2 separate regions of the Mus musculus genome follow, and region 2 is linked to region 1. The links are chromatin contacts, found by Hi-C or POLR2A ChIA-PET in ENCODE. All regions are on one chromosome and are shown on one strand. The core of a region is the stretch at or near the end of the contact, and the rest is flanking DNA. Distances in the headings are between cores, read along the strand shown. Region 1 holds the start of Kpna2 (karyopherin (importin) alpha 2). Region 2 overlaps Bptf (bromodomain PHD finger transcription factor).

Evidence for each region. Hi-C counts contacts between places; a loop is a spot of excess contacts on that map. ChIA-PET counts read pairs that join two places held with the same protein, here RNA polymerase II (POLR2A).
Region 2: a map of heart shows a loop between it and region 1 (6-fold over the local background). The contact joins the enhancer-like site here to the promoter of Kpna2 in region 1. A Hi-C loop is called at or near these places in 1 of 37 maps with a recorded cell type or tissue (heart). POLR2A ChIA-PET finds 5 or more read pairs at or near these places in 3 of 5 experiments (Patski and embryonic stem cell).

Annotation. Positions count from the first base shown.
Region 1 is chr11:106,997,872-107,003,016 of GRCm38, reverse strand. Kpna2 (karyopherin (importin) alpha 2) reads left to right here and starts at 3,492. Exons shown (of 11, transcript NM_010655.3): 1 at 3,492-3,658. It overlaps Gm39424 (a long non-coding RNA gene), which reads right to left and starts at 3,548. Exons shown (of 3, transcript XR_880255.3): 1 at 3,468-3,548.
Region 2 is chr11:107,045,652-107,050,111 of GRCm38, reverse strand. It overlaps Bptf (bromodomain PHD finger transcription factor), which reads left to right. Exons shown (of 28, transcript NM_176850.3): 24 at 2,769-3,112. Among named protein-coding and RNA genes, the nearest start is that of 1810010H24Rik, 22 kb to the right of the region's middle. Within about 2 kb of position 3,184, at least 1 of the 3 ENCODE cell types and tissues checked has a DNase peak (open chromatin) inside an H3K27ac peak, as active enhancers do.

The sequences.
Region 1 (5,145 bases), core at 2,243-4,742:
CAGAAATCCACCTGCCTCTGCCTCCAAGTGCTGGGATTAAAGGTGTGCACCACCACGCCCAGTTCAGGTATCTTTTTTACAGGCCAGTCACTCACTTGGACTTTGACCATGCTCCAATGAGTATTTGGGTAATGCAAATTGGACTTGGTGTATTGGGGGTGGGGGGGGGCAAAGGTGGGAGGAATGGAAAGGGAGTGTGATATATAAATTTCCCCCAAAATTAATAAAAATGTTGTTTGGGGATAATAATATTTATTTTTATTTATGTGTCTATGTGGGGGAGAGTCACGCATGCCATGTGTACAAATGTCACAGGCATGCAGGTTCCCTCAGGCATAAGAAGGGAGCTGGAGTCACAGGCGGTGGTTATGAACCACTGATGCAGATGTGGAGGACTGAACTCAGGCCCTCTGAAAGAGAGCAGGCTGTATGCCTAACAGCTGTGCCATCTCTCCGCCTCCTCCACAGAGCCTCGCTGTATAGCTGGGGCTTCCCTGCAACACACAGAGATCCACTTGTCTCTGCCTCTAGATTGCTGGTCTTAATTGCCCCACCACCCTTAGTTGTCAAGGCAACTTTTGACATTATTCTTGTGTTTCAGTTTCTTTTCAAGGGTTAGTACAGTGGGCTTGGTTCCCATCTGTCATTTGTTGTCTTTGTATACCTGGGACAAATCACTTAAGACTTTATGACTTTATCCTATCTGTGACAATGAACACATGCACATCACCAAAAATACTTGCGGGAACACTCTACTTACTGTTTTCGAGGGGAAGGAAGCTCAATTTACCAATGCAGCTTACATGCACTAAGCATAAACTTCAGAGATACACTGGCAGATTTGGCAGGGTATGGGTCAGAGCCCTCAACGTTTGTTTTTTTTTTTTTTTTCCTACAAGTTCCATATTCAGAGTTGTAAGATTCAATCTCCTTTGAGAAGTTGTTCCTACCTCAGACTAAACAAAGGACATAGGCTTCCCAAGTGGATGAATTTAGGTCATGTGCCTGCCCCTGAACCATTCACAGTAGCCAAGGGAATGCCTGGTAGTGATTGGCTGAGAATAAATTTCTTCCACATTCTTGCATTTAGCAGGTCAGATTGGGAGCAACTGCCTGTGAAGTTCTGGGCCACACCAGAGAATTGGCACAAATGCCTGTGAGAACAGACCAAGCATACCGCTTGTATTTTCTTTTTCTTTTTGTACAAATAAACGACTACAACTTTTCTAAAATACTCCTGTAAAGGACCCAGAAAAATTGCAGAAAAAGCACAAAAAATTGGCACATGATCCTGATGCTTATACACATGTTTGATGTTTGAAAATAATAATTAGACCACAAACATGAATATGCACTGATAATAAAATGGAAGTTGAATTATTCTTTAATTTGGGGGTTTGCAGTGTGCTTATATAAAAGAATGTCTTTTTTTCTCCCCTCCCCAGTATTCCCCCAACACACACACACACACACACACACACACACACACACACACACACACACTGTGTAGCTCTGGCTCTGGCTCTCCTGGAACTTGCTCTGTAGACCAGGCTGACCTTAAACTCACAGAGCTCTGGATGTCCCTGCCTCCCTAGCATTGGGATCAAAGGTGTGCAACACTGTTCAGCTTGATAATGTCTTCTTGTGGAGCTGGAGAGATGGCTCAGTGGTTAAGAGCACTGACTGCTCTTCCAGAGGTCCTGAGTTCAATTCACAGCAACCACATGGTGGCTCACAACCATCTGTAATGGGATCAGATATACTATCAAATATTTAGGGCTAAAGAGATATCAAAAGGCCAAAAAAGCCGCTTTGGTGGCCCACTCCTTTAATAACACAAATGTCTTTAACACCAGCACTTGGGAGACAGAGGCTTTTGGATCTCTGAGTTCGAGGCCAGCCTGGTTTACAGAGGATGTTCTAGGACAGCCAGGGCTACACAGAGGAAACCATGTCATGAAAAGCAAAAACAAATTAGAGAAAAGGCTAAAATATGTGTGTGTGTGTACACTATATACATGTTACATATTTTAAAATGTGCCGAAATGTTAACATTTGGCAAGTCTAGGCAAAGGTTTGTGATTCTGTGTTCAGAATTACTCAAGTTTTAAAGTATTTGAAGGCAGGCAGTGGTGGCACACTGCCTTTAGTCCCAGCACTCTGAGGTCTGTGGAGTTCAGTCAGGTCTACAGAGACACAGAGAAACCCATTAAGTGTGTGTGTGTGTGTGTGTGTGTGTGTGTTTGGGGGAAGGGAGCAAAATAAAGAAATAAATAAAAAATTTTAAAGGTTTGGAGAAAATAGGTATTAATAAGTTATTGGTTTTTTGTTTTTGTTTTTCGAGACAGGGTTTCTCTGTGTAGCCCTGGCTGTCCAGGAACTTACTCTGTAGACCAGGCTGGCTTCGAACTCAGAGAACTCAGAAATCCGCCTGCCTCTGCCTCCCAAGTGCTGGGATTAAAGGTGTGCGCCACCACCACCGGGCTAATAAATTATTGTTACCATATTTGCTGCTTCCATTGTCCTTTTTCTTTTTCTTTTTTTTTTTTTTTTTTTGCTTCTGTCCTGGAACTCACTCTGTAGACCATGCTGGCCTCGAACTCAGAAATCCGCCTGCCTCTGCTTCCTGAATGCTGGGATTAAAGGTGTGCGCCACCACTGCCCGGCTTCCATTGTCTTTATTTTCCAAGTAATCTAAAAGTTTACCACACGGGACAAAGTGGGGCATGTCTGTAATCCCAGAACTGACGTTGAGGAAGGATTGCATTAGGTTCAAGGCTAGCCTGGGCTCTATTGTTAATGTGAGACCCTGCCTCAATCCCACTCCCCATGATAAAAATTAAATAACCAGTAAATAGCACAAACAATAATATAGCGATACAACTAATGATTGCCTAAAGATAAAATAATCAACAAATACTATAAACAATATAGTGATACAACTAATGGTTAAGAGGCACACAGATCCACGTTCTCCCGGTGACCAGCTCCTGATGTAAAATTTTTTTAAAGTAAATATATTTCTCTTTTCTTTTATTGATTGATTGACTGATTGGTTGATTGAGACAGGGTCTCACTATTTAGCCCTGGTTGGCCTGGCTGTATAAACCAGGTTTGCCTTGAACTCCTAGTGCTGGGATTAAAAGCCTGCGCCAATCACCGCAAGCTAAGCCTTTTTTTACAAGTGTAATAATAATTTCGTGTGTTTGTTTAAGGACAAGCCCAGGGAAAGCAAACAGGGTACGGCCCAGTGTCCATCTAAGCATAGACGAAACGCAGGTCTCCATGCTGTGTGCTGAGATCTGGAGTCACCCTTCTGCAAGGCACCCTGGGATTGCCCGGCCGCTCCCTCATCTCGCGACGCTTCCCTGCTTACCGCCCCACCCCCACCTTTTTTTTTTTTTTTCCCCTACGACCTGCGTCTGCGTCCCACCCCCACCCCCGCCTAACGTGTTTTTCAAACCTACCAATGAACGCGCAGCTTAGGCTCAAATCAGCCAATCGGAACGCGGCGTCACCGGGAAATTTAAATCGCGCCGGCCGGCAGCACGAGGCACAAAATCTGAGGGCTGAAGGGTAGCAGACGTTTCCACAGCCGCCGACCCGCAGCTTGAGTGTCCTGCACCACCTTTCGTGGAAATCTGAGCCGGCTGTACAGGTAGGAACGGAAGCCGGTCCTGAGCAGTAACGGCCGGACGGAAGGCTGCGGGGCGGAGGGCGGGAGCAGGCCGCGCCCGGGCCGGAGCTGAGCCTCCCTGCTCCGACCAGGCCTCGGGGCGGGTTGGTTTCGCCACGCCGGGGTCAGGGTTGGCAACGCCGGGCGCTGCGGAGGGCAGCGAAGGCCTGGGAGCGGCTCGGGTCGGCGTGGAGGGACCGGAGGGCAGCCGCAGTCGAGCGGACCTACCTGGCTGTGCCGCCGCTTTCCTGATGCTTCTGCCCCGGGGAGGAGACGCAGCTTTGGGCAGGGGATGAAGGTGGCAGTTAAGACACCCCAGTTAAGCCCTTGACCCGGATCACCTGGGTCAGGGTCGAGGACGGACATAAAGCAGTTAAACCTACTAGCTTACCAGGGTACTTTGGGTTCCTGTCCCTTCGCGACGACCACACCTGGGTTCTATCGAGCCCCACTGATCACAGCTGATGTCATCCCGGCTGAATGCATTCTCTGGAAGTGTGTGCAAGATGCGGCGTTAATGCCATTGCTGACAGCGATGATGTGATGGAAGGCCCTATAATGGAACGAACCGATTCTTTATGTAACTTGCAAGAGGGTACTAGTATGGATCCGTTTTGGCCATCGATCAACAGAAAACGAGAGCTGCGTTTATTGCCTTAAGGACGTAGATGGTTGCCAGGCATTGTTGGCGCACGCCTTTAATCCCAGCACTTGGGAGGCAGAGGCAGGCCGATTTGAGTTCGAGGACAGCCAGGGATACACACAGAAACCCTGTCTCGAAAAATAAAACAAACAAAGGACGTAGATTGTTCTCCTACTTGGTGTTCTATTAACTAATGGAGCCTAGAATTTAGATCCTTGACTTAATACCGTGCTGGCTAGAGGCTTAAGACTATTGAGTGTTTGAAAAGCCGCTAATCTGTTGAGATGCCCCGTGTGCTTAAACTACCCATTGGATTTTGAAGGTGTATAAAAACAGTAAGACATCTCAATTTTTCTGTATTGATGACATCCTCAAATGGTAATAGTTTAGCTATATTGGGTAAAAGTCTTAAAATTAATTTCCTTCCTTCCTTCCTTTCTTTTTGTTTTTTCGAGGCAGGGTTTCTCTGTGTAGCCCTGGCTGTCCTGGAACTCTGTGGACCAGGCTGGCCTCGAACTCAGAAATCCTCCCGCCTCCCAAGTGCTGGGACTAAAGGAGTGCGCCACCACTGCGGGGCTCACTGTGGTTAGTGGAAATTTTAAATTATCTTTTTTTAAAATTTTTTTTGATTGACAGTTAAGTTGCCTTTGTAGTAAGGGGCAATTATGGCTTAGTATTATAGCCATAATGATGAAAACTTGTAGGATTTTGTTTTGTTTTTATTTTATTTATATATTTTTGAGACAGGGTTTCCTGAGTAGTCCAGGCTGTCCTGTAATTCACTCTGTATACTAGACTGGCCACAAACTCAGATCCGTTTTACCTC
Region 2 (4,460 bases), core at 1,935-4,434, 47 kb before region 1:
TGGGCAGTGGTGGCGCACGCTTTTATGTGACCCTTTAATACAGTTCTTCCCGCTGGGCGGTGGTGGCGCACACCTTTATGTGACCCTTTAATACAGTTCTTCACGCTGGGCGGTGGTGGTGCACGCCTTTATGTGACATTTAATACAGTTCTTCACGCTGGGCGGTGGTGGTGCACGCCTTTATGTGACATTTAATACAGTTCTTCACGCTGGGCGGTGGTGGTGCACGCCTTTATGTGACATTTAATACAGTTCTTCACGCTGGGCGGTGGTGGTGCACGCCTTTATGTCACCCTTTAATACAGTTCTTCACGCTGGGCGGTGGTGGTGCACGCCTTTATGTGACATTTAATACAGTTCTTCACGCTGGGCGGTGGTGGTGCACGCCTTTATGTGACCCTTTAATACAGTTCTTCACGCTGGGCGGTGGTGGCACACGCCTTTATGTGACCCTTTAATACAGTTCTTCACGCTGTGCGGTGGTGGTGCATGCCTTTATGTGACCCTTTAATACAGTTCTTCACGCTGGGCGGTGGTGGTGCACGCCTTTATGTGACATTTAATACAGTTCTTCACGCTGGGCGGTGGTGGTGCACGCCTTTATGTCACCCTTTAATACAGTTCTTCACGCTGGGCGGTGGTGGTGCACGCCTTTATGTGACATTTAATACAGTTCTTCACGCTGGGCGGTGGTGGTGCACGCCTTTATGTGACCCTTTAATACAGTTCTTCACGCTGGGCGGTGGTGGTGCACGCCTTTATGTGACCCTTTAATACAGTTCTTCACGCTGGGCGGTGGTGGTGCACGCCTTTATGTGACCCTTTAATACAGTTCTTCACGCTGGGCGGTGGTGGTGCACGCCTTTATGTGACATTTAATACAGTTCTTCACGCTGGGCGGTGGTGGCGCACGCCTTTATGTGACATTTAATACAGTTCTTCACGCTGGGCAGTGGTGGCGCACGCCTTTATGTGACCCTTTAATACAGTTCTTCACGCTGGGCGGTGGTGGCGCACACCTTTATGTGACCCTTTAATACAGTTCTTCACGCTGGGCGGTGGTGGTGCACGCCTTTATGTGACCTTTAATACAGTTCTTCACGCTGGGCGGTGGTGGCGCACGCCTTTATGTGACCCTTTAATACAGTTCTTCACGCTGGGCGGTGGTGGTGCACGCCTTTATGTGACCCTTTAATACAGTTCTTCACGCTGGGCGGTGGTGGTGCACGCCTTTATGTGACATTTAATACAGTTCTTCACGCTGGGCAGTGGTGGCGCACGCCTTTATGTGACCCTTTAATACAGTTCTTCACGCTGGGCGGTGGTGGCGCACGCCTTTATGTGACATTTAATACAGTTCTTCACGCTGGGCGGTGGTGGTGCACGCCTTTATGTGACCCTTTAATACAGTTCTTCACGCTGGGCAGTGGTGGTGCACGCCTTTATGTGACATTTAATACAGTTCTTTACGCTGGGCAGTGGTGCACACCTTTATGTGACCCTTTAATACAGTTCTTCACACTGGGCAGTGGTGGTGCACGCCTTTATGTGACCCTTTAATACAGTTCTTTACGCTGGGCAGTGGTGCACACCTTTATGTGACCCTTTAATACAGTTCTTCACACTGGGCAGTGGTGGTGCACGCCTTTATGTGACCCTTTAATACAGTTCTTCACGCTGGGCAGTGGTGGCGCACGCCTTTAATCCCAGTACTTGGGAGGCAGAGGCAGGTGAATTTCTGAGTTTCTGAATTTCTGAGGCCAGTCTGGTCTATAGAGTGAGTTCCAGGACAGCCAGGGCTACACAGAGAAACCCTGTCTCGAAAAAACATAAACAAATAGTTCTTCACGTTGTGGTAACATCTAACCATAATATTATTTTTGCTGCTACTTCATAACTGTAGAATCATAATGTAAACATTTGATAATAGATCCCCATGAAAAGGGTTGAGAATTACTGCACTATGTAGATCAGGTTGGCCTTCAACTCACAGGGGTCCTCTAACCTGCCTCCCAAAGTGCTGGAATTACAGTTGTGTGCCACTACACCTGTCTTCTTTTGGTTATTTTAAGGGGAAATATCATTAACTCTACTCTAGAAAGTGTGTGTGTGTGTGTGTGTGTGTGTGTGTGTGTGTCCATGTCTGTCCTGGTGGTTCAGTCTCTGCCTCTCATCTCTGTAGGAATGCTGGAGTTACTGATTGGCTGCTACATCTGCCTGTATTCTGGGCATTGAACTCAGGCTTTTTCACAAGGACTTGTACTCATTGAATCATCTCACGAACCCAGGATTTCAACTTACAGCCAAAGCTGTATAAAGAAAATAGTGTCTTTTGGATGGATTGCTTGTTGGGGGTGGGGTGAGGGGTTGTTTTCAGATAGGGTCTCAAGTAGGCTCTGCTAGCCTAAAACTCATTGTATACAGAGGAAGACCTATAACTTCTGATCCTCCTGTTTCTCTCTCTTGAGTGCTGGGACTGCGAACCCAGTTAGAAAATAGCATATTTTGATGCCTGGGTCTCCTATCTTAAATCTAAACAAAGCATGATAAAGAAGGACAATTTATCTCTTTTTCTGTTCACTGCTGTTCAGAGCCAGGCAGATCTCTGAGTTCAAGGACAGCCAGGGCTGCACAGAGAAACCCTGTCTTGGAAAACAAAAAACAGACAAAAAGAACTATTTGGCAAGTGGAGGTAATGTCCAGTTCCTGTCCAAGTTGCCCCATCCTGTAACCCTGTTGATTATTTGTTTGTCTTCAATTGACCACAGGAAGAGCTGAAAAGAGACCTGAAAATGAAACGAGAGAGGGAGATGGCCCAGGCGGTACAGGCCAATGCTGCCTCAGTGCCCACACCCTCCGTGCCAGCCCCTGTGCCAGCGCCTGCACCGGCAGCCCCTCCAGCTCCTCCTCGTTCTCCGCCTCCCTCCACACACAGTCTGCCACCTGCAGGCCACCCCACAGCCCCACTGCCTGTCACTTCCCAGAAGAGGAAGCGGGAGGAAGAGAAGGACTCTAAGTCCAAGAAGAAGAAGATGATCTCTACCACCTCTAAGGAGGCCAAGAAGGACACCAGGCTATATTGCATCTGCAAGACACCGTACGATGAGTCCAAGTACGTGCCTGTCCCCCAGCTTTGTAGTTGAGCAAGCAGTTGGCAGCACTGGGAGAGGGCGGGCAGGTGTGAGGCTGGGCTCCACCAGGTGCTTGGCATCAGTGCAGTTAGGGGGCTGTTTCACAGGCGCTCGGGCTTGCTTGTCCTCAGCCATGTCCTTTTCTGTCAAAAACAAGCTTGCTGTGGCCTCTTTGCTTTCCAAAAGTTCTTTGTAGCCTCGCTCCTAATCTGCCAGCACTGCATTTTGCAGAGGCTGCTGTCCCAGCTCTCCCTGGCCAGATCTCAGAGTCTATCCTAAAATGGATGGTCCAAGGAGGCCTCATCAGGTCCCTGTAAAAAAAAAAAAAAAAAAAAAAAAAGAAAGAAAGAAAGAAAAAAATTGCAAGTTAGTATTGTTGTCTGTGTTTCCATGATATTTGTAATCAAAAGCAAAAAACAAAAGTATTCCTTTTATCCACTTTGTGAGTTTCGCAGTCAGAACATGATGAGCGTGGCAATTGGAAGCTGTTTTTGACAGTCATGACTTGTATTTGGTGACATGAATGAGATTTTTAGAGATGTTAGATGTTACTCCATAAATATACTTTCTTGTTTTTCTTCTTTATTTATTGTTTTGGGTTTTGTTTTGTTTTGTTTTTGTTGTTGTTATTTCTATTATTCAGTGATGTATTTAACTTCTGTCTAGAACATGCAGGTGTAGGACAGTGTTTGTAAGCTTCCAAGAATCACAGTATCATTTTACAGTACCCAGCAGTTTAACTGTACTTTTAAAACAGAGTTAGAAATCCTTACTGCCTGTGCATGTGGGTCTGTGGAGACCACTCCATGGGTCCTAAGTCACCATCAGTTTACAAATGTCAGTCAGAAGCTCTGGAAGCTCTGCTGGGAGACACACTCCCTGTTGAGCTCAGCAGGGTGTGGCCATCTTCACGTCCCAGCATGTGTCCCTCATTGGTGAATATCCATCATGTAAGGAGCGCTGCCCTGTAGTCTGTACAAATAAGTATGCCTCACTTTAAGTAAAATACTCAAGAGGATTACTGAGACACAGAACCCCACCACAGATGCGACTTTATATAAAGGTCAGCTTTGAGCTGACACAAACTTTGATGAAACCTTCTTGGGATCTTGGCATTGCTTAAAATGAGGCACACACACACATGTGCTCGTTCTGTTGACGCTGCCCATGGTTTCTGGCTAGTTCACTTCTTGTTTTTTTTTTTTTTTTTGGTTTTCCATTGACATTTCCACACAACAGGTTCATTCACCCCCTGTCATAGTGTTTGCTGACATCTCAGACCAGACCAGACCAGCCTGGTTTGAGCATTGTGTCACTAGCTTCTAATGA